Regions from separate parts of the Homo sapiens genome. Here regions 2, 3, 4 and 5 are each linked to region 1. A link is a loop called in an ENCODE intact Hi-C map of the cell type or tissue named here. Cell type or tissue: ovary. All regions are shown on one strand. Each heading gives the region's core, and the rest is flanking DNA. Links, peaks and the distances in the headings are about the cores only. Region 1 holds the start of ACTN1 (actinin alpha 1). Region 2 overlaps ACTN1 (actinin alpha 1). Region 3 overlaps DCAF5 (DDB1 and CUL4 associated factor 5). Region 4 overlaps ACTN1 (actinin alpha 1). Region 5 has its middle 63 kb from the start of ACTN1-DT.

Region 1 (4,754 bases), core at 755-4,754:
TTAATATAGGTAAAGTGCATGGGATCTCTCAACAAAAACACTTATCTTTTCTCCAGACTCCTAGGTCTTTCAGTTTTATCCCCTAAGTATTTCTGGTCTATCCACACTTTTCCATTTCGACCTGGATTATTGCAACAGCTTTGCAACTGGTGTCAAAGCTTCCAGCCAGCCTTGCTCCCCTTAGATCCACACTCCACCTGGCACATGAGGCCTTCATGGTCTGGCTGCTTTGCACCTCTCTAGCCCCGTCTCTTGCCCCTCCCGGCCTTGGATTTCTAGTCCAGCCACGTTGAGATGCTAGACATTCCTTTGTATACCATGCAGTTTCCTGTCCTTGTGCATTAGCTTGTGCTGGTCCTTCCTTCTGGAGTAACTTCCCACACTCTTTATCTGGCTGACTCTCATTCTTTAACGTTCACTTAAGTTTCACCTCCTCCAAAAAGTTAAGCCTGGAGCCTCCTTTCCCACGGGGTTCAGTGCCCCTCATCTGTTCCAACAGTACACTTGTCAGATCTCTCTCCTTGCGTCTAACTCATGACATCATATTTTTGTTTCTGTGTCTGTCTGCTGGGCTGTGTGCGACAGGGACTATGGCTTTTTCATCTCTGTATACATCTAGTACATTCCCTGATATGCAGATGGTGCTCAGCAAATATTTATTGGGTGAATGAATGGATACAGCACTACCATTACCCTCTGTGTTAGGTTTAGAGCCACAGTTTAGAAGCGGTGATAAAATGGTCCATAAATCAGCTGTCTCTGTGGCTCAGAAGCAGTGCTTCCTCAGCCAGGGGCTTTTGGAAGGCACAGTGCTGGAGGGTAACACTCATATGAATATGTGTGGTTGACGAATGATGCAGCCAGAGACACCATCCGATATCTGCTCACAACAGCAGCAGTGGCTCTTCTGAGAACCAGGGGGCACTTTCTTCACCTTTTCCATGGGTGGCTTTCAGGTATCCACCATCGCCTGGAGAGAAGGTAGAGGACAAAATCCAGCCCATAATTCAGGGCCCTTCCTGTCAGTGAACTTCTTCTTCTAACTCCTTCACTCACTTCTGAATTGACATATTTGCATTTTAAATTTAAATTTAAATTTAAATTTTTGCAGTTGATGCAGCCATTCATCCTACAAATACAGTCCTCCCTTAGTATTGGCAGGGTATTGGTTTCAGCATCCCCATGGATACCAAAATCTGAGGATGCTCAAGTCCCTCACAGTCAGCCTGGGTATCTGCGGGTTCTGAAGCCTGTGGATATAAAGGGCCAAATGCATATATGTATGTATATATTTTGAGACAGTCTTGTTTTGTCACCCAGGCCGGAGTGCAATGGTGAAAATGCACCTCACTGCAACCTCGACCTCCCAGGCTCAAGGGAGTCTCCCGCCTCAGCTTCCCAAGTAGCTGGGACTACAGGCGTGTACCACCATGCCCGGCTGATTTTTGTATTTTTAGTAAGGACGGGGTTTTGCCACGTTGGCCAGGCTGGTCTCCAACTCCTGGGCTCAAGCGATCTGCCCGCCTCAGCCTCTCAAAGTGCTGGGATTACAGGTGTGAGCCACCGCCACCGTGGCCAGCCTCAAATCCATAAATTAAGCTCTACTATGTGCTGGGTGCTGGGGTGGAAGACTGGCACATCTGTTGTTCACAAGACAGTGCATAACCTAGGAGAGGTTTATTTGCTACTGTTCTTCGGAACCGGGATCCCATAGAGGAGCCTGCCAGAACGCGAGGCCTGCTCCTTCCCGGGCATTAGCGCGTTTAGACTCTCCTCTTACTAAGCCCAGGGAAAGGAGTCCTGGCAGGTGGCAAGCAGAAGTTAGAGCTATTTAGTCACTCCCGCCCTCCATCCTCCTCCAATGACAATAAGGTTTTGTTTGTCAGGCATAAGGTTACCGGATTGGCCTGTGAAGTCCAGAAGCTCTTTCCGCGCTCGGCTCTTTGAGCCTCAGTTTCCCCATCTGTCAGGCGTGTGTATGTGGGAGGGGGGTACGGAGTAGATTTACCTAGATCACTCGGGGTTGTCCCTTCCAGTTTTGAGGGTGATGTCGGGGTGTCTGTGAGGAGGAGGGAGGACCCTGCCACGCGAAGGTAGTTTTGGTCGCAGCAGCCAGCCAAGTGTGCCCGCGGAGACCGGCAGGGAATTCCGGGAGGCCCCGCTGTGGAGCGGTCCCCAGAGCCCGAGGGCGAGCTAGAAGAGTTCCTGCGGCGAGGCGGGAACGCTCGGTAGCCTCTGAGAGCAGTTCGCTGGCGAGAAACCGGGTTCCTGCAGGGCAGGGATCAGCCGGGTCGCGCCTTGTAGGGTGGGGTGGGGTGGGGCGGGGCCGGGGGGGGCGGCGGTGGAGTCGTGAAATTCCCAAGAAATTCCTTTCCATTGCCCCACTCCGCCCCCTTTCCTAGGGTGCCGACCTGCCCAGACCCAGGTTCCCTGGGAAAGAGAAAATGAATGTTCTTCGGGTTTCCTCGCGTCCTTTCTCCAGCCCCCTCCCACCCCGGGGTTTGGAGCGCGCGTGGGAGCGCAATAACGGTGGCGGGGAACGGGTCCAATCCCGGCGGCTCCTGGGGTTCCCAAGCGCGCTGCCACTCAGTCCCCGAGCTCGGGGAGGCGTCTCCCGGCTTCGGTCCCGTTCAGCTTAAGCTGGCGTCACATGAGCCGCGGGGGAACGGGCACCGCGGGAGTGGGCGGGGGTGTGCGCGCCGGGAGGGGGCCGCCCAGTCCACCTATATGCGCCGCAGCCCGGCTGACGGATGCCAGGAATTCCCAATGAGAGGCGATGGGGGGAAGTTTGGGCAACTCGGCCTGGCCAATGGAGAGCCTCGGGAGGGCTCTGCCCCTTCCCCCCGCCCCCGCCCGCCTCGGCTCCCGCAGCGCTAGTGTGTCCGCCTAGTTCAGTGTGCGTGGAGATTAGGTCCAAGCGCCCGCCCAGAGGCAGGCAGTCCGCGAGCCCAGCCGCCGCTGTCGCCGCCAGTAGCAGCCTTCGCCAGCAGCGCCGCGGCGGAACCGGGCGCAGGGGAGCGAGCCCGGCCCCGCCAGCCCAGCCCAGCCCAGCCCTACTCCCTCCCCACGCCAGGGCAGCAGCCGTTGCTCAGAGAGAAGGTGGAGGAAGAAATCCAGACCCTAGCACGCGCGCACCATCATGGACCATTATGATTCTCAGCAAACCAACGATTACATGCAGCCAGAAGAGGACTGGGACCGGGACCTGCTCCTGGACCCGGCCTGGGAGAAGCAGCAGAGAAAGGTTAGCAGCCGCCCCCGCCCGCTGCAGCCCCCAGCCCCCAGCCCCCAGCCCCGACCCGCTCTGCCTGCCGGGCTCTCGGCTCCGGGCTCTGAACCGGTTCCGGGCGCGCACGGGAGGGGGCGGGGGCGGTGCGGCCGTTGCGAGGTGGGGTGTTGGGTTACAGGCGCCTGGCGGAAGCGGGAGCGCCCCTGCCCCGGAGCCCGGGAACGCCGGGCCGGAGCGCGGGGAGGTGGCGCCGCTGGCGGGCAGGTCTCCTTGGGGGTCCGTGGTCCAGGCCACCCTGCGGCTGTTGCAACCATCCCCGCGTGGGCTGTGCTCGGGGGCGGTGGTCTTCAGGCTGGGGCTGAGACCCCGGCTCGGGGCTGCTTGCTCCGGATCGATTTTCCCTTTTCTTCCGCCCCTGGCCACCTCTCCATATGGCGTGCGGTGGCAGCGCCGCTTCCTGGGCCGCCCTGGGTTCAACCTGAGCGGCGGGCCTCCCGGGACCCTGCTGCCCCTTAGGCGGAGGGGAGAGCGCCGGAGAGATCGGCGGCCGCCTCCGGATCTGCCTGGAGAAGGACCAGCTGGAGTGCGGCTGGGGACGAGAAAACTGGGGGGCGTACGCGGGCTCCCCCGCGGGCCCTGTGGGGGCGGGGTCAGGACAGCAGACCGTTTTATTGCTTAACTCAGTGGGTTGGAAGCTGTAACCCCGACATGGGCTTGCGCTACGTCCTGCCCCTCCGACCCCCGGGAAAGGTGGGCAGCTCGGTTCGAGTTGAGGGGCTGCAGAACGAGGGTCAGTCTTAGGGGATATTTGGGGCCAGTCACTGGGGATCCCTACTTAGCCACGGAGCTGCATCCCAGGCAGGCGCGGTGTGCCGGGTGCGCGCCCCGCCACGGGAGCTGGGCTCGGAGCTGGCGATGGGACCCGGGCACAGTGGCCAGTGGCAGGAAGAGGTCAGAAACCACTCGTGGTGGTGGGGGGAGGGCGCCTCAACCCTACCGCTGCTTCCTGCCTGCGCGGTGAGCCTGTGCCCCCAGGCGGCCACGTACCCTGAATACCCCTTTCCCTCCCCCTCCTCCCGGCTGCCCACTTCCATCCGGTCCCTCCCCGTTTCATACCCTCCCCACCCCCAGGCTGATCTGGGAATGGGGTTTTGGGTGGGGGGGGGACAGGATGGCGCGTCCCTTTGGATAGTGCGGTTAGGGCTGGGCTTGAGGGAGAACGCTCATGTCCAAAAATGGTAACATTCATTCCCTTTTTTAAACTTAAAAGGGGGGTAGTTTATAGAGCCGACTGAAGTTTTTTTTTTCAGCCAAAGGCATCCTGTATTAGCTCACTCAGGAATCCTAGGCCCTGAAACGGAGCCCTTTTACTCACTTCATCAGACAGGCAGAGGTAATCTAAAACACACACAATGGGCTTCCTCAAAGCAGGATGACCTGGGCCGCGGTGCCCAAGGCCTATGCAGGGCTGGGCCCTATACAGCGACATCGGTCATCTACATCGGACATGGGAAGGTCCCCTGAC
Region 2 (4,000 bases), core at 1-4,000, 54 kb after region 1:
ATGTCCCCTATCTACCCTGATCTGTGTGCCAGTCTTCCCAGAGCTCTGGGATAGCACAATACGCCGTTTCTCTTCATCATGGGAGTAGGCTGGCCTGCAGAGTGGAGATATGTTTGCAGGGAGAGAGAGGTATTCCATATTGGTAAGTTACTAGTGAGACATGATTGAAAAATTAAGCCCAAAGTCACAGGGTATCATAATGCTGTCCCTTTCTCCCCGCCTGTGTGGAGGGATAGCTTCTGTCCCCCTGTTCCCTTTCTTGTTCATAGGCTCTTCAACTTTTGCTCCTAAATCTAAGCAGCTATTTCTTTTCCCCTGATACTCGCTGGTGTGATGTTCTTCCCTCTTCCTACCCACTTATTGCCACTTCACCTTTAGAGTTCCCCAGGGCAGGAGGAAGGGATTGGGGAGCATGAAGCTGTGACCTTTCCCATGAGGAAGAGTATTTCTAGTGTGGCTCCTACTGTCACATGAATGATACACTGCCCATCCTTTGAATTTTGCAGGGCAGGTGGGAAGAGAGCTGAATGGCTCTGGTGTTGGGTGAGCCCCATGTAATTGGTAGTGCCATTTGGTGCAGAGAAGTCTGGAGTTGCCAATGAATGGTTTAGATCTAAAGCAAGGGAGCTCTTCTCTCTGGTTGCCACAGAGTGGAGACAGCTGGAGAGAGACACCTGTTTTAGATGGACATGTAAAACTGCGATGCATGCTTTTGTTTCTCATGTTTGTTGAGACACCCTCTTCCTGTTTGAGCCACTAGCTGGTGCTGTTGGCACAGGATGGCTTAGTTGCTGCCTCACCTGATCATAATCTGCTTAATAGAGAAGTAACTATGAAGCTGATGGTCTTTGATTTGACCTCCTTACATTCCCTTTCTGGAACTCTTCATGCTTTTGCAGCTTAGGGTGCCCCTATCCCCACCCAAAGCACACACAGATACACATTGGGGTGCTTACTCTTCTCCCTTGTCCTGACACCCTGCATCTGAATTCTGTTCTCAGCAAAACTTACTACTCCTTTCTCTTAGCTGGCTGCCAAGTGAGAAAGGATTTAATATACTAATTTACCCTAAGGTATCAACAGGGCTTAATATGTTCCTTCGGGGTTACTCTGTCTTAAAACTGTGAAGATTGAAACTAAGTCTTATAACTTAAGAGGTAACTTGTAAGAATGGAATTGTGGCATTTTCAAATGTGGGTGGGCATGAGTCTTTGAGAGAGGGCTGGGAGGCGGATGTTAAGGGAATTTGCTGCTTCATGTATCCTGCTTGCTCCCACCCATGTAGCAGGCTCTGTGTAGGGTCCCTCAGCTGCTGCCCTGTGGGTAGCTCAGTGCTTGGTTGATGCAGTGAATGAGACCATGGTGGGGCAACTGTGTTGAGAGGCTCTGCTGAGTAGGTGTCCACCTCCCACCCCCTGGCACCATTAAATGGCTTGTCCAATGAGGGTGACAACACCAGCCCCCTGACCACTTGCCCTTCTTGTCTCTGCCCAGACATTCACGGCATGGTGTAACTCCCACCTCCGGAAGGCGGGGACACAGATCGAGAACATCGAAGAGGACTTCCGGGATGGCCTGAAGCTCATGCTGCTGCTGGAGGTCATCTCAGGTGAGGCGGAACCTGGCCCAGGACGAGATACTGTCTATTGGTGCTGCCTGACACCTTGGCATCTGCTCTGCCTATGAGCGCAGCTGGTTTTGGTCTCTTGAAACAAGTTGGGGATGACATGTATGAATTCATCCTAGGAGCGTGGGTCTGAGTTCTGGTTCTGCTGCCAGCCATCCAGGTGCCTTGGACATTTGTTTCAGCATCCTTGTTTGTTTTAAAAAAAAAAAAAAAAAAAAAAAGGGTTTGAAGGAACTGAGGTTCCTTCTCCTCCCCAGTGCCAGGATTCTGTGGCCAAGAATGTTAACCATGGGTGACTGTCTCCAAATCTTGGCTCCATTACTACTTATCTACCTGTATCCAGGTGACCCAGGCCATTCCCCAGCCCCTGGTTTGTCCAGATGTCTGGAGGGACAGCTCTACTGGAACACACATCTCATCCTGCTTATGAATGCCTTTCTGCCACCATCCCTTAAGGGGTGGGAGTCCTGTGAGTCTAGCCTTGGTTGATACACTGGGCCATGTTAGCTACTCTCTTCACCTTGATGCCGGTGAGCCTTAGACCTAATCCCAGCCCAGCCCTCTCCCTCGAGCCACCTCTGAAATGCTGAACCTCGCTGGGCGTCTCCACCCCAATGTCCCACACAGTCCTCTCAGCATGTCCAAAACTCTGTGCTTGTCACTCCTGCCCTAGCAAACCTCTTTTCCCTCCCAGAGTCCTGTTCTTCTGCACCCAAGCTGGGATCATAGACAGCTCTTCTTTGCAAGTTGTTACTGATGTTCTGTTTATTCTGATTCCTTCTTCTCAGTCCTTCTTTTAACCCCTACTGTTGTGGTGTCAGTGTGGCCTGTGTCAACTCTCACCTAGATGATCCCACAAAGGCCTTTACCCCAGCTCTTCCTGGCAGTCCACCCCTGTCACTGTAGCCAGAGGGCTTGTCCGACAGTCAGTCCAAATATGGTCACACTGTTCCCTCTCACAGCCCTCAGCCCGCGGTGCCTCTCCAGGGCTTTGAGCCTGCAGGCCACATTCCTTAGCATAGCTTATGGAATCCTGCATGAGCTGGCACCTGCTTTGTTTTCAACTAACTATTCCCAAAAAGGTATCAGACCTTCGATCCTCTGCCAGTTGTGGGGTGGGGGCAGGGGGAACGTGCAGCTCTCCCCAGATGACATGCACTTTCTGTTTCCTGTGCCTTTGCACAAGCTCTAACTGCCCTTTTTTTTTAAAAGTAGTTTTTTCTACTTTCAGATAAAACCTGTGTGTGTGGTAAAATAATATATAACAGAAAATGTATCATTTTAGCCATTTTAAAGGGTGCAGTTCAGCGGTATTAAGGGCATGCACTGACTGTTGTGCAGCCATCGCCACCGTCCACCTTCAGGGCTCTTCATCGTCTCAAACTGACACCCTACAGCTGTTCAACACTAGCTCGCCGCTCCCCCCGGCCCTCCCCTGGCAACCACCATTCTACTTTTTGTCTCTGATTTGACTACTCTAGGTATACCTTGTACGAGTGGAATCATACAGTATTTCTCCTTTTGTGACACTGGTTTATTTCACTTACTGTGTCTTCACGGTTCATCCATGTTGGAGCATGTGCCGCCATCCCTTTCCTTTTTATGGCTGAATCGTATTCCATTGTATGTATGACCTACAGCTATAAAATGGCTCCCCACATTTTGTTCATTCACCTGTCGGTGGTCACTTGGGTTGTTTCTACCTTTTGGGTATTGTGAATAATGCTAGGACATGGTTGTACAAAATATTTTTAAAATCCCTCTTTCAGTTCTTTTTTTGTATATTCCCCAAAGTGGAACTGCTAGGTCACATGGGAATTCTCTGTTTAATTTTTTGAGGAGCCACCGTGCTGTTTTCCTCTGCCGTTATTTATTTATTTATTTTCTTTTTTCTTTGAGATAGGGTTCCACCATGTTGGCCAGGCTGGTATTGAACTCCTGACCTCAGGTGATCCTCCCACCTCAGCCTCCCAAAGCGCTGGGATTGCAGGTGTGAGCCACCGTGCCTTGCCTCTAACTGCCTTTTAGAATGTCCCTGCTTCCTACCTCCTCCACTACCCTTCCCCAGTTTTAAACAAATCTGGCCTTACAATTTATCATTCTTCAAAATGCAGCTTGAGGGTGTCCTTCAAGAAGGCTTCACCCTTCCTCTCTCCCCTAATCTGAGTGGACTGTGCCCTGCCCGCACCACCCCCCTACCTGCCCAGCTCCCCAGCACCTATAATACCCCATTAATTCCTCTGCTGTGTCTTTTATCACAAAGTGTAGTCATTTTCGGTTCGCTTGTTTTCTTCTCTGCTCCACACTGAGCTCCTTGGGGCAGGTCATCTTCTCTCTGTGTCTCAGGTGCTTAGAACAGCACCAGACATGTAG
Region 3 (4,000 bases), core at 1-4,000, 110 kb before region 1:
TGCCACCATGCCTGGCTAATTTTTTAATTTTTTTGTAGAGACAAAGTCTCATTATGTTGCCAGGGCTGGTCTCAAACTCTTGGGCTCAAGTGATCCTCCTGCCTCAGACTCCCAAAGTGCTGGGATTAAAGGCCTGAACCACTGCACCCGGCCTATTGTTTTTACTGATGGTTCTTGTATCTCTAATATGAAGGATGACTATATTGCTTAAACACTGTCCATGACTACCCAGTTAGAGTGGATACAACCCACTTCTCAGGGTCTTGACGAGTATGCTTTTGGTTGTGCAGTTAGCTTGGGTAAAGAAAATCATTATTTTAATATGTCTCTTCTTTCAAGATGTTTTTGTTATCCTTTTCTTGTAACTTTACTGGTAATTCATCTTTTGGAGACTGAGCAAGAGAACTGACAATTGAAGTAACTTGTTTTAAAGTAACGAAGGAAGCGTTGCTACCCTCATTATTCTAGCCACTGCACAGAAATATCCTTTTGCTGAAATTCAGCTATGCAAGCTTGACAGGAGGTCATAGGCAAACATGTGTTTTTCAGACTCTTGTTTAGCCTATCTCATGCCTGATTCCTGTGCCTTGTGCCTTCCAGTTCTCTCCTGCGCTATGGTGGAAACCTGTCCCTCCAAAGTGCCATGAGTGTACGATTCAACAGCAACGGGACCCAGCTCCTGGCCCTGAGGCGACGCCTGCCCCCTGTGCTCTATGACATCCATTCCCGCCTGCCTGTGTTTCAGTTTGACAATCAGGGTTACTTCAACTCATGCACCATGAAAAGCTGCTGTTTTGCAGGAGATCGTGACCAGGTAAATGCTGTCTGCCTCCTGCATCTCACACTTATGCTTTTCTTTCTGATTGTTCTTTCTATACTGGTCTTTATTTCTCATTACCATTATGTCAGGTAGAAACAATTAAGGGGAAACAGTGAGTGCCTGGAGATGTTCTGACTTAATAATAGTGAGTTTCTTTATCAAGGCTGTCAATGGGTAAATACAAGGCACACACCATAAACCAAGGCTGGCCACGATATGGTTCTGAGCCACCTAGCTCTGCCAAGTTTGTGAACAGATTTTAAGATTCTAAGAATGTGCCATTTCAGAAGAAAGGAGAGGGAATCCATGGAAAATTAGCCTGCTGGTGAGAGAGACATTAAAAAAAAGAAACCAATAAAACACAATGATGAATGAAACACCCTAAGTACCATCCAAGAGACATGTATCTTGAATGGCCTCTTGGGATGCCATCTTTTTCTTGGATGAAATGGGGTAAGCAGCTTTGTTTGAGAGGGAGCCAGATGCTGACTCTTTTTCTTTTTACTGCCAGCATCACAACTGGAAATGGAGAGCCCAAGCTGTGAGTTTCCAGCCTTTTCTGAGTCTCACCAGGAATGGAGATGCTGATGTTGACTTAAAGCTGGCAGTTTAAGAATATACTTGGCCTTCTTGCACCTTTCTGTCTTAACCATAGAAGTTCTGAAGTGTCAGTGACCAGTTGGGCTAATCTGGGTCACCAAGCCGAGGAAAGACAAATGGGAAGAAAGACAAATCTAAGGAAAGACTGATCAAATAAACAAATAGAATTTTTTATTCTCAAGCACAACAAATCTTATTGCTATTTCACATATAGATTGGGAAAAAGAAAAACCTTAGTCTCTCGCTAATGTTTAGTGTTCTTATCTTTGGGTCAACTATGTCAAATTTTGACTTAAAATTCTTATATGCTGTACCCCACCTCTTTAGAGTTATTTTTGGCATAAAAGAAATATAAAAGAGGCATAAAAGAAAAATTTCTTTGAGAAACTGGCAAGACCTCGCTTTTTGAAGTAAAAGCTAGGATTTTTCTCCTTAGATGGGGGTTGCTAGAGGCTTCCTAATGTCATAGTTTAAGGATTAGTAGATGTAATAGGAGCCGAATAAATGCCTGTTGAATTGTCTTGCGTGTAGATAGATGAGAATGTTCTTTTAAGTTTTCTGAACTAGAGATTTCCTCTCTTATAAATAGAGACTATATATCCAAATTCAGAATTTATACTCATGTTGGAGTCTTAGGGCCTACTTAGCTGAGATCCATACTGGAGACCACTAGGTGGCCTCAGTGATGTCTCCTTGGGGTGCCCACAGTACCTGAATGACTTAATTTGTATATACCTGTATGGCACTGCAGGGAATTTGTTTCTTGGGTGGGAAGAAACAGTTTCTATAGGCGATCAGACTCTCAATAGAACAGATATACAGAATGGTTGATTTAGCTTTGTCTGGCTGTGGAAATGACAATCAAGTCTCTCCCTCTCTTCCTTTTTTCCTTCTTTCTTTGCTTTTGTTGATTTCCTATCCTTTGTCAACTTCTTATGCATGTAATTCTTGTTTTGTTGAATAATAGAGCATGCAGTGAAGGTGATATTAATAGTTTACTAGGCTTTATTTCCAGAAACCAGAGGCTGAGGGAAAGGTGATTTTCTTCAGGTTGTGTTTAGCAACAAAGCCTATCTTCATGGACCTTAGAAGACCCAGAACAAAGACCTCTAGCCAACATGTAAGCACCTAGACCATGGTTTCCCATCCTTATCATTGTTAACATTTTGGCTAGATAGTTCTTTGTTGTGTGGAGCTGTCCTATGCATTATAAGATGGTTAGCAGTATCCCTAGCCTCTTCCTACTAGAAGCCGGTAATATCATCCTAAGTTATCCTCCAGGCAACCAAAAATGTCTCCAGACATTGTCCCCTGGGGGGAAAATTGCCCCTGGTTGAGAACCTGTGATCCGGATTATAATTACCCATTTTGCTCAGATGCATTGGGGCAGGTATTGTCATAGGCAGAGCCACAGAAGGTATTTTGTGATAGTCCTAGGTATATACATCAAAGATATCATTGTTTCTGTCTTTCAGTTTATATATAATTATAAAAGTATTGAATGGCTTTTGATTTTTCTCTATTTAGATTTGACTAATTTATTATTTGTGACTTGTCCTATGGGAAGAGTTTTATGGGTATTTTATTCTCTCTGACAGACAAGACTTCTTTTTGGCTGGGGTAAGTGGTTTTCCTTGAAAGAAGATGCAAAGTCATTGAATCTAACTTTGGGTCAGTTAACAGAGTTAAAGTCTTAAAAGTCTGTTCATATTCCTGAAATAGTTAGAGGTATATAAAATACAGAGATTTATATTTGGCTTTTTTGTTGACTCCTTAGGGACTAAGAAATGTAGCTAATTCATCATTGTCTTGTCTCCAAATCCTGGCACACAGTGAGAACACAATAAAAATTTGTTGAAGTAAATCTTGAGTACGTTGGTCAATGTGTGGTATTTAGCTTTGTGGGCCTAAGTCTTCTCTAACTGTAAATCAGGATTGATAAGTATGATTTTTCCTGTTCAACTTCCAGAGGCCTGGAAGGATGGATGAATTAAATAATTCATCCAATTAGGAGGATGAATTAAATAATGGATTTATAGTGGAACTAATCTACTGAACTTATAGTTTTTTTTAAGTGTGCACAAGAAGTCAGACTTACTGTCCCAGTCCTAGAACATGTCTCAAAGGTGATTTATAGGCTCTGACTTTCCACACTCAAGGCAGCAGTTGTCACAGTTACAGTGTGACCTGCAGGACTGACATGTATATTCTTTGATGAGTCTAGACAGAATCTTTTTTTCTGCTTTCAGTTTCCATAGCCTGCCTTTTCCTTATATTGGGCTTTATATTTGACCTCATTCCTGTGTGCTCTGAGAACACCCACAGCCTGAGGCTCTGTGTTCTGGAACTTTTCATTTAGTCATAGGCTGGGTAACCATCCCAGACAGGAATCTGAGAATTTCCGTAATAGGAATGAACATGGATGAGAAAAGCAGTAAGAGATCCTATTTATCTGAGACAGTCATCTGGCTTTTAATTATGAGATTATTCAGTCCATACAGATGGACCCAGATATTCTTCAGAGTACGTGTACTTCTTTTTAAACTATCCTAGGTTCACTAGGTAATTCATTAGCCTCAA
Region 4 (4,000 bases), core at 1-4,000, 67 kb after region 1:
TTCACAGCTCACTGCAGCCTCTGCCTTGGCTCAAGCAATCCTCCCACTTAAGCCTGAGTAGCTGGGACTACAGGCACTACCATGCCTGTTTAATTTTTGTATTTTTGTAGAGATGGGGTTTTGTCATGTTGCCCAGGCTGGTCTTGAACACCTGGGTTCAAGCAATCCACCTGTCTTGGCCTCCCAAAGTGTTGGGAGTACAGGCTCGAGCCACTGTGCCAGGTCTATGAGTTGATTCTTGATGAGTAGTACTACCTCCCCACAATGTGGACTGCAAAATGCTGGCTGGCTGTGTTGCTTGGTAGCAAAAGGGGTTGCATGCTGCTCAGCTCTCTGTTTCTCTCCAACCCAAGCATTTGGATGTGGGACTGTGCCCCGCCTGGTGTCTGGGGCTCTGGGAGGGGCATTTTTACTTCCCTGTTTACAAGAAGGGTTACATCCTATTCCAAGTCCAAAGTGGACACTTGTTCCTTTGCTCAGCATCCCATGCAGACTCAGCAGGTTACCCGCTCCCCTGGGAGGTGGCTGTGGCCAAGCACTGCTCCATGGACTACACCCGGCTGGTCATGGAACAGCATACAGTTTTGCCCTCACTTTTGGGAAAGGGGCTAAGATGTTAGAGTATACCATCCTTAATGGAAATCCACTCTTGTTTCAGGGGTTTGTGGGATGCAAATCCTAGTAGGGTCAGAACTGCCTAGAAATTGATCCTTCTCATGGTTCTATTGGGTCTCCCCTAAAATTAATGTTGCAGGTAGGAAAAAAAAAGATATTCTTTGGGTACCTTACTCTTAACTGAGCGTGTCTTACCATGGGCCGGATTACTATCTCCTGGTCTGGAAGCAGGTGATGAGTGGGTGTGGAATCTACATTTGAGTATCACTTGTTCAACCACAAGACCATAGATTGCTCCATGTATTGGGCTCCTTAAAATAGGGCTTATTTATGTTGTATTCCCTGCCATTAGGCCTGGTACAGAAAAAAAGAGAAAATCTACTTCATAGAACTTGTAGATTCTAAAACTCTAAAAGGTGCTGCTTAGACTAAATATATTGGGTTATCTCTTAGCTGTGATCTTGAAGCTATTGTTTGATTTTTTAAAAAAACATCTGTTTTAATACCCAAACTGATGGCATTGTGAGATTGAGTCAGTGGATAGTTCAAGATGGCAATTTACAAAACTTTAAGTTTGTGACTTTCTCTTGATTCCACTGTTTTTCCACGTGTGGGTGGCTATTTTGAGAGCTGTGATTGCCCAGAGAGCCCCAGCTCACAGAATTGCCAGAACATTTGTGATTGCTTAGAAATCCTCCCCTCTTCATCAGGCTGGGAACACAGATCAGGATTTCAAATGCCCCCTTCTCTGTGGCCTTCCCTGATGTACCCACTGTCTCCAACTAGGATTGATTACACCCTTTTTTTGTGCCCCAAATAGACTTCTCTTCCAGCACCTGTCACAGTTTATTGCATTAACTTTAAGAAACATCCAGGCCAGGCATGGTAGCTCATGCCTGTAATTCCAGCACTTTGGGAGGCTAAGGTGGGAGGATCGTTTGAACCCAGGAGTTTGAGACCAGCCTGGGCAATATCGTAAGACCCTGTCTCTACAAAAAATGAAAAAATTAGCCGGGTGTGGTGGCCTATCTGTAGTCCCAGCTACCCAGGAAGGTGAGATGGGAGGATCGCTTGAGCCCAGGATTTGGAGGCTGCAGTGAGCCATGATTGCACCACTGCACGCTAGCTTGGGTGACAGAGCGAAAACCCTGTCTCAAAAACAAGCAAAAATCCTGTTTCCCTCTAGAAGTAGAGCTCTGGAGTCTTTTGATTCCTAGCGTGGGGCATGGAGTGCTGTGGGTGCTGAGGGAGTGTTAATTCTGTCCCCGCTGAGGCCCTTTCTGATGTGTGCTGCTGCTGTTTCTGTAGAAATCGTGGATGGGAATGTGAAGATGACCCTGGGCATGATCTGGACCATCATCCTGCGCTTTGCCATCCAGGACATCTCCGTGGAAGGTGGGTTTCTGCTTTGTTCCATCCCGCCATCACCATCTCGTCTCCCTCCCTGGGCTTAGCCTGGAGAACTCCCATACCCAGGGCAACGGACGTTGATCAGGGGCCATGTCCTGGGCTTCTTGCTCATTTATTGGGCATCAGCCTTCTCCTCCAGTCAATGTAGAAAAAAGAACTGTTTGCCATTCTGATTCTCATAGGCATGTTGGCCTCAGGGAAACTCCCCACTTTGGGAAAGCCCAAGGCTGCCATGGGGAAGTATATTGGAAAACCCACCTGGCTCTTGGGTTGTTAATCTGAAAGGGTGGGGAAATAGCGGCTGGGAGGAAGGACCAGGAGGGGCGCTAACCCCGTCCTCCACTTTGCTCCCCTAGCACCCTCTAGTGGCCATTTCACAGATCTGCAAGGGCCGCCATGGTCTGGAGAGGTGATCTCTACGCTTGATTCCACACTCGGGCAGTTTTTGAGCTTTATGTCTGCTATGCCTGTATTTATCTTGCATAATAATATTTGTGTATTGTTGTGCCTGTGATAAAACACACATACTGAAACAAACTTTTACAAGATGAGATGGAGATACTATTTTTTAAATATTTGTTTTAATGGCATAGACATCATAAACATTTTTAATCAAAGGAATTTCTTAATGAAAACAACGTGGATTCAATTCAATTGCTTTGTGATGGAGATCTAGGTGTGACACTCTGTGATGCAGCAATGTAGAGTTCCAAGTTCGGTTTATGGGTACTTGGTATTTAGGGTTGAAGTGGTTGGAAAGAGGGTCATAGTAGTCACCTGGGGTGTGGTTCTTGTTAATGATAGTGGATGTAAATCCATTTCTCAAATAGCCTTCTTGATGATTTTGATTCTTTTGGGTGGACTTCTTGTCAGCTCTGCAGTCATCATTGTGTTACTCTTGTGATTTAGCTGACGAAGAGCTTAAGCTAAGTAGAAGCATTAGCTTTTCCAATTTTTAAATTGTCTGCTTTTGCTTAGGTGGTTATGGTCTTTGTAGGAACCCTTGAATGTCATTTTAAAGTCCATTTTGTGTGTTGAAAATAAATGAGATCATTCATGAACACAGTCCACTGAGTACCTTAACCTCCAATTCACAGGCACAAACACAGGGTGTATTAGTCCGTTTTCACGCTGCTGGTAAGGACATACCCGAGACTGGGTAATTTATAAATAAAAAGAGGTTTAATGGACTCACAGTTCCACATGGCTGGGGAGGCCTCACAGTCATTGCAGAAGAGCAAGGGAGAGCAAAGGGACCTCTTACATGGCAGCAGGCAGAGAATGAGAGCCAAGTGAAAGGGGTTTCCCCTTAGAAAACCATCAGACCTCGTGAGACTTATTCACTACCACGAGAACAGTATGGGGGAAACCACGCCCACGACTCAATCATCTCCCACCGTCTCTCTCCCACAACACGTGGGAATTATGGGAGCTACAATTCAAGATGAGATTTGGGCGGGGACACAGCACAAACCTAGCAGGGGGGTAGTGTGGTTTGCAGTCTTTCTTCTGTGCTGGGAGCTCCGTGAGCCCCCTCAGTTGCCTGCCTAACCTCATAGACACGTGGCTGCTTCACACACAGAGGGCAGCAGTATTGATCCGTGCAGTAAATATAAGGAAACCTTATTTTTTAGATTAAAAACAAAATCTGTCTAGGAGTCCTAATGCTTTCTTCTCACTCAGCTGTGTGCACCCCTCAGGCTGTGGGATTCCCCTGTCTGGAGACCCCTAGATGTGTAGATTTCCCAGATCAAATCTTCCTCCCCAACCTGATAGAGGTTGCCGACTTATTTTGTATCATTACCATTTCTTTGAATAAAAGAGAGTAGGGGGAGCTAATTCTTGAAGTTTGAAAAACTGTTGTCTCAAAATTTACACGTGTAACACGACTAGCTCTGAACAGCTTCCCAGCTTGCTTTTTCTGTTTCTCAAATAACTTCTCAAACTCTGTCAAGGGAATAGACTTGATGGCCAG
Region 5 (4,754 bases), core at 330-4,329, 63 kb before region 1:
GGCTTAAAGAATTCAGGAAAAGGTGAGTTCTTGGATTTCACTTGGAAGGAAGGAAAGAGTTGGCTGGACTGATTCTAATGCTGGTGCACTAGGGAGAAGGGGAGCCAGGAGGAAGGCTGGGGACCCTGAAAAGGTGGAGGACCAATGGTGAACGTGCCTCTAGGGTCTCCTTGGAAAAGAAGTCAAACTTACTGGATAAACTGGAATTGCCAGGACAGCAGGTCTAAGAGGCCAAGCTAGGTCTTCATTCAAGAGGATTAACTCATTTGTGTCCAACCAGATAACTTAGACTCTCTGTTCTAATTGGAATTGACTCTTGTGATTGCTAATCCAGTAATGGATCAAGGACTCTGCACTTCAGCCGTGGGTGCCTACAGGGTCAGGGACAAGTCCTTGACAGGCAGAAGGAAGATCTCTTGGCCAGGCCCTTACCATGAGCACCTGACCTCATGGCAGGTGACAGCCTCTTGGATTCCTGGAATTCCTGGTGCCAGGTCTCCACTTTCCTCAAGCTCCAGCGTTCCCACCTTCAATGTTTAGAATAACAGGAAACTCTAAGATGATCTATGGGTAACTAAGGGCAAAACTGCTCTGTGTGTGTCTGCAGTCCATAGAGGCCACACTGTGGCCCACAGGAACAGTGCCTCCTCACCTGTGTGCCACTATCCTGCAAGCTCCATCCATTGGAGCAGCCAGTCCAGGAAAGGGAGTTTCTTGAGCCCTGCAGTTCTCCTTCCCTTCATTCACTCCCTGCTGCCCATGCTGAGGACGCTCCGGGCTCTCCTGGCAGGCTTGCATCCTCCCCTGCCCAAACGCCCTCTTTCCCCTCCTCCCCTCAGGCCAACTAGCCCCAAACAGCAGGCGCAGGAGCCCAGGTTGTTGCAAAGTTGGGGTGGAGGGAAAACCTGAGCCCAGCGCACATCCCTGGACCCTTGCCAAGCCCACAGTTACAAGGTCTTTCTTCTTCTTCTCAGCCCCCACTGTGACTTTAGGGGTCAGGAGGGGTTCAGCTGCCCAGTTTCCCAGACTGCTTCAAACTTACTCCCCTGAGGAAGCATTGCTGGGGTGAGGGTGCCACTCTCTGCCAGGGACAATGGGATCAGAGGGCAAGAATAAGAAGTGTCTTCCCGTCATTCCTGCTTTCTTGTGACCTAATGAGCTTATTCTGGCTCTAAACTGTCTCCCTGAGCCCTGAGTCCCTTCCTGGTGCCAAGAAACCTCTTCCCCTCATGCTCTGAGTCACAGCTTAGTTGTCTTAGAAGAGCAGAAGTAGGAAGTCAGAGAAAGACGAGGGCCTCGGTGGGGTGGAAAGTGGGGGTCCCAGAGAGCATGAGGTAGTAGGAAGAATGTGATGTTTAATCACAGTGTGATGCTTTGAGGCATGGGCCAAGTCACTTTCTTCTTCTGACCTTGAATTTCTTCATCCACAAAGTTGCGACGAGGCTTACCTTGCAATGCTCTCCTGTGGATTAGTGAAAACATACACAAAGCACCTAGCACAATGCCCAGTAGGAACTGGGTAGAAAGAGCAGCTGTTATTGTCATCATAATCCTGTCTTTTTTCAGGTCCAATGACCTGTTGACTTTGGCTCCACTGCCATGATACTGTCCTTAAGCAAAATGTCGGGGACAAATAGAGGTAGAAAGTACTGGTGACTTCTCCAAAAATGTCATCTCTTCCTCCCTCTCTGCGTTTATGAGAACATAAATAGAAATGAAGCTCAGTGTTGTGAAATTCAGGGTTCCTTTTTTGCCCTAAATACTTCCAAATAAAGCCAGCCACAGGAGCTGCTCCACAGAGCTAGGATTCAAAAACCAGAAGCTGGTGAGGGGAACGGAGTGGCAGCAGCTGGAGGGAGCCCGAGGCGCTCCCAGCCCTGCTTCCCCTCCCAGCTGCCAGCCAGGCGCTCACAGTGACCTGCCCAGTCTGTCCCAACACTGCCCGATTCACTCTCACCTCTAGCCTGTTGAGCAGGAGTATGGCTTTCACTTTAAGAAAAGCCAATTATGAGAAATCCAAACTTAGGAAACCATAACGAGGACAAAGGGATTCACATGACATACAAATGGGTTCTTTGCAAAAGACTTCTGATGATGCCCATCTGTTGTGTAAAAAGAGGCACCCTTGGGTGTAGGGATCTAGGGTAAACTCTGAGTGAGTCCTTTAAAAAGAAACGACTTCTCGTCAGTAGACTCACAGTGATGTGATAACCTGAAGGTTTGCTGGAATGATTGATTGTCCCCAAATATAGGAAGTTTCCACAAGAAAGAAATGTTTCAGGCTCTTCTGCTCGTGAGGATTTTATTTTCTCTAGGAAACAACCAGAAGTCAGAGGTAAAAGTTCCTAGCTAATCATTTGAATTCTCCCTTTCCTTTCGTCTCCTTGGTGATTCTGGGTGCTGGGAAGTGTTTTAGGAACCAGTTATTTCCCAGCATCTCCTCCCCAGTCATAAAACACAGAAATGTTCATTACAGGTCAAAGGACTTTGCACCCCAAGACAAAGGAAAGTTCTTGGGAAGTAGTTTCCCTTAATAATCTTTATCCATAAGGGATAAAGAACAACCTCCCTTAATGAGACCAGAATGTTTAAAGGGAATCAGTGCTCTAGAAACAGCAAAGTGACATGAGACAAATAAAAAGAGGAGTCTACCTCTAGCTTTCAGTAGGCACGGTATACCTCGGCACTGATGTACTGAAGCTTTGCCAACCTGGATAGTGAGTGCATTTCAGCTATTATTTCTGCTTGGTAAAATGCATGAATCCATGTGTCCCTAATCTTGTTGCCTGCTGGTAGGGGAAAGATTTTTCATGATCCAGCACAACTCAAAGTAAGTATGCATGTTTCTATGACCCAGCAAACCACTCCTGAACATAAATTCTAGACATTCTCCCCCAGGTCCTGAAGGGGACACATGCCGAGATGGCCATTGTGGGTTTGTGTGTGGTGACAGGGAGCTGGGGGAAATGAGGCATTCATCCCTGTGGGAGTGGACGTGCACACGTGCTCGCAGCCCACCCCCCGGGGGCCACACGGCAGCTGGAAGTAATGGATCAGGAGTACTCCTGGCAACATGGGTGGATCCTAAAAACACGGTGTTGAGTGAAGAGATTAAGACAGAATAATAGCTAAAACACAATAGCATGTATGTGAAATGTACAAATGCATGCAGGCAAAAGAGGAATACACATTTTTCATAAAATGCCATAAAATGAAGGATATACACTACACACACTAGAGTTGTGACCTATGTGGGGAGGAAAATGAGGGTGGGGAGTGGGGAGTTATTTACTATACATAAATAAATCAAGAGAAGAGGTGACCACCCACAACCTTGTACACTCTGTTCGGAGCATAATTATTCGTAATACCCAGAAAGTGGAAACAACCCAACTGTGTCCATCAACTGATGAAGGGATAAGCAAAACGTGGTCTGTCTATACAAGGGGATGTTATTTTTTGCCATAAAAAGGAATGAAGTACTGATTGATGCTACAATATGGATGAATGCTCACATGAGCATTTGAAAACATTATGCTGGCCAGCCACGGTGGCTCATGTCTGTAATCCTAGCACTTTGGGAGGCTGAGCCACAAGGATCACTTGAGGTCAGGAGTTCGAAACAACGTGATCAACATGGTGAAACCCTGTCTCTACTAAAAATACAAAAAAGTTAGCCAGGCATGGTGGTGGGCACCTGTAATCCCAGCTACTTGGAAGGCTGAGACAGGAGAATCGCTTGAACCCAGGAGGCGGAGGTTGCAGTGAGCGGAGATCATGCCACCGCACTCCAGCCTGGCAACAGAGCAAGACTCTGTCTCAAAAAAAAAAAAGAAAAGAAAAAGAAAACATTATGCCAAGACAAAGAAGCCAGTCACAAAAGGACACATATGATTCCATTCATATGAAATGTCCAGAATAGGCAAATCTATAGAGACAGAAAGTAGACTAGCTTTGCCAAGGGTAAGAGGAGGAGTTCAGGGGGAACTTGGGAGTGACTACTAATATAGGGGGTTCTCTTTTGGGGTGATGAAAATGTTTTCAATTTAGATTGTAGCATCATTGTAACAACTACTTAGTAAATAAATTAAAAACCATTGAATTGTACACTTTAGATGAGTAAATTTTATGGTATATAAATTATAAATTATATTTCAGTAAAGATACTTAAAGTTGGCTGCAGTGGTGTGTGCCTGTTACCCCCATCACTCAGGAGGCTAAGGCGGGAGAATCATGCCTCTTGGGCTTGAGTTTGAGACCAACCTGAGCAACATAGTGAGATCCCTTCTCTATTTAAAAAAATAAATTAAGATGTCTAAAAAGAAAAACCGAGAAGAATGAGATAGGATGCTCACGTGAGTTGCCCTTGGGTAATTCCTCTTTGTGCTTCTGGTTTCATATGGGAACTGGGTTTCACCTACCTTAACCCTGCCCATGGCCATTGCCCTCAAATGATGCACACTTGCCTCTGGTCCTTCAGGCTTGAACACCAGCACTGGCCAAGGGCTCCCTGAAATGGACTCAAAGCTGACTCCAGGGGTGGACTGACTGGCTAACTCCATAGCTACCAGCTACCAGACCACTTCCTCCTCTCCCTAAAGACACTCATGGCCAGACTGTGTTGGAGGCTTTTCTCACAATGGAAGTTGGAAGGGACATTCAGGGCCTTTGGTATTCTGTTAACTGAACATAAGTTTGTTATCAGCAGTGTGAGTATAAGAAGGTATTTGTTTCCTTTCTGATTTTGCCAGTAC

What was found. Hi-C counts contacts between places; a loop is a spot of excess contacts. Peaks named below come from ENCODE experiments on the same cell type or tissue, not always from the same donor. Only the 100,000 strongest peaks of a DNase experiment are listed, where the experiment ranks them.
Region 2: a loop joins it to region 1, with 1.9 times the contacts of the local background. A loop is called at or near these places in 65 of 110 quality-filtered maps.
Region 3: a loop joins it to region 1, with 2.2 times the contacts of the local background. A loop is called at or near these places in 34 of 110 quality-filtered maps.
Region 4: a loop joins it to region 1, with 2.1 times the contacts of the local background. A loop is called at or near these places in 62 of 110 quality-filtered maps.
Region 5: a loop joins it to region 1, with 4 times the contacts of the local background. A loop is called at or near these places in 34 of 110 quality-filtered maps.

Annotation. Positions count from the first base shown.
Region 1 is chr14:68,977,442-68,982,195 of GRCh38, reverse strand. ACTN1 (actinin alpha 1) reads left to right here and starts at 2,894. Exons shown (of 22, transcript NM_001130004.2): 1 at 2,894-3,244. The coding sequence starts at 3,140. ACTN1-DT (ACTN1 divergent transcript) reads right to left here and starts at 2,514. Exons shown (of 4, transcript NR_073422.1): 1 at 2,412-2,514; 2 at 2,009-2,268. RefSeq lists a silencer at 2,837-2,886 and enhancers at 2,028-3,026, 3,027-4,026. In ovary, for the core only: no CTCF peak of the experiment used is centred there; DNase peaks (open chromatin) are centred at 2,219, 2,845, 3,375, 4,265 and 1 weaker place; H3K4me3 peaks cover 2,841 bases; H3K27ac peaks cover 3,124 bases.
Region 2 is chr14:68,923,167-68,927,166 of GRCh38, reverse strand. ACTN1 (actinin alpha 1) reads left to right here. Exons shown (of 22, transcript NM_001130004.2): 2 at 1,495-1,609. Among named protein-coding and RNA genes, the nearest start is that of ACTN1, 54 kb to the left of the region's middle. RefSeq lists enhancers at 2,114-2,649, 2,650-3,187. In ovary, for the core only: no CTCF peak of the experiment used is centred there; no DNase peak of the experiment used is centred there.
Region 3 is chr14:69,088,488-69,092,487 of GRCh38, reverse strand. It overlaps DCAF5 (DDB1 and CUL4 associated factor 5), which reads left to right. Exons shown (of 9, transcript NM_003861.3): 6 at 601-814. Among named protein-coding and RNA genes, the nearest start is that of DCAF5, 63 kb to the left of the region's middle. In ovary, for the core only: a CTCF peak has its summit at 2,082 (motif pointing right); no DNase peak of the experiment used is centred there.
Region 4 is chr14:68,910,166-68,914,165 of GRCh38, reverse strand. ACTN1 (actinin alpha 1) reads left to right here. Exons shown (of 22, transcript NM_001130004.2): 4 at 1,924-2,010. Among named protein-coding and RNA genes, the nearest start is that of ACTN1, 67 kb to the left of the region's middle. RefSeq lists an enhancer at 2,171-2,290. In ovary, for the core only: a CTCF peak has its summit at 2,370 (motif pointing left); a DNase peak (open chromatin) is centred at 2,385.
Region 5 is chr14:69,040,223-69,044,976 of GRCh38, reverse strand. No RefSeq gene overlaps it. Among named protein-coding and RNA genes, the nearest start is that of ACTN1-DT, 63 kb to the right of the region's middle. In ovary, for the core only: no CTCF peak of the experiment used is centred there; DNase peaks (open chromatin) are centred at 858, 1,267 and 1,876; H3K27ac peaks cover 2,290 bases.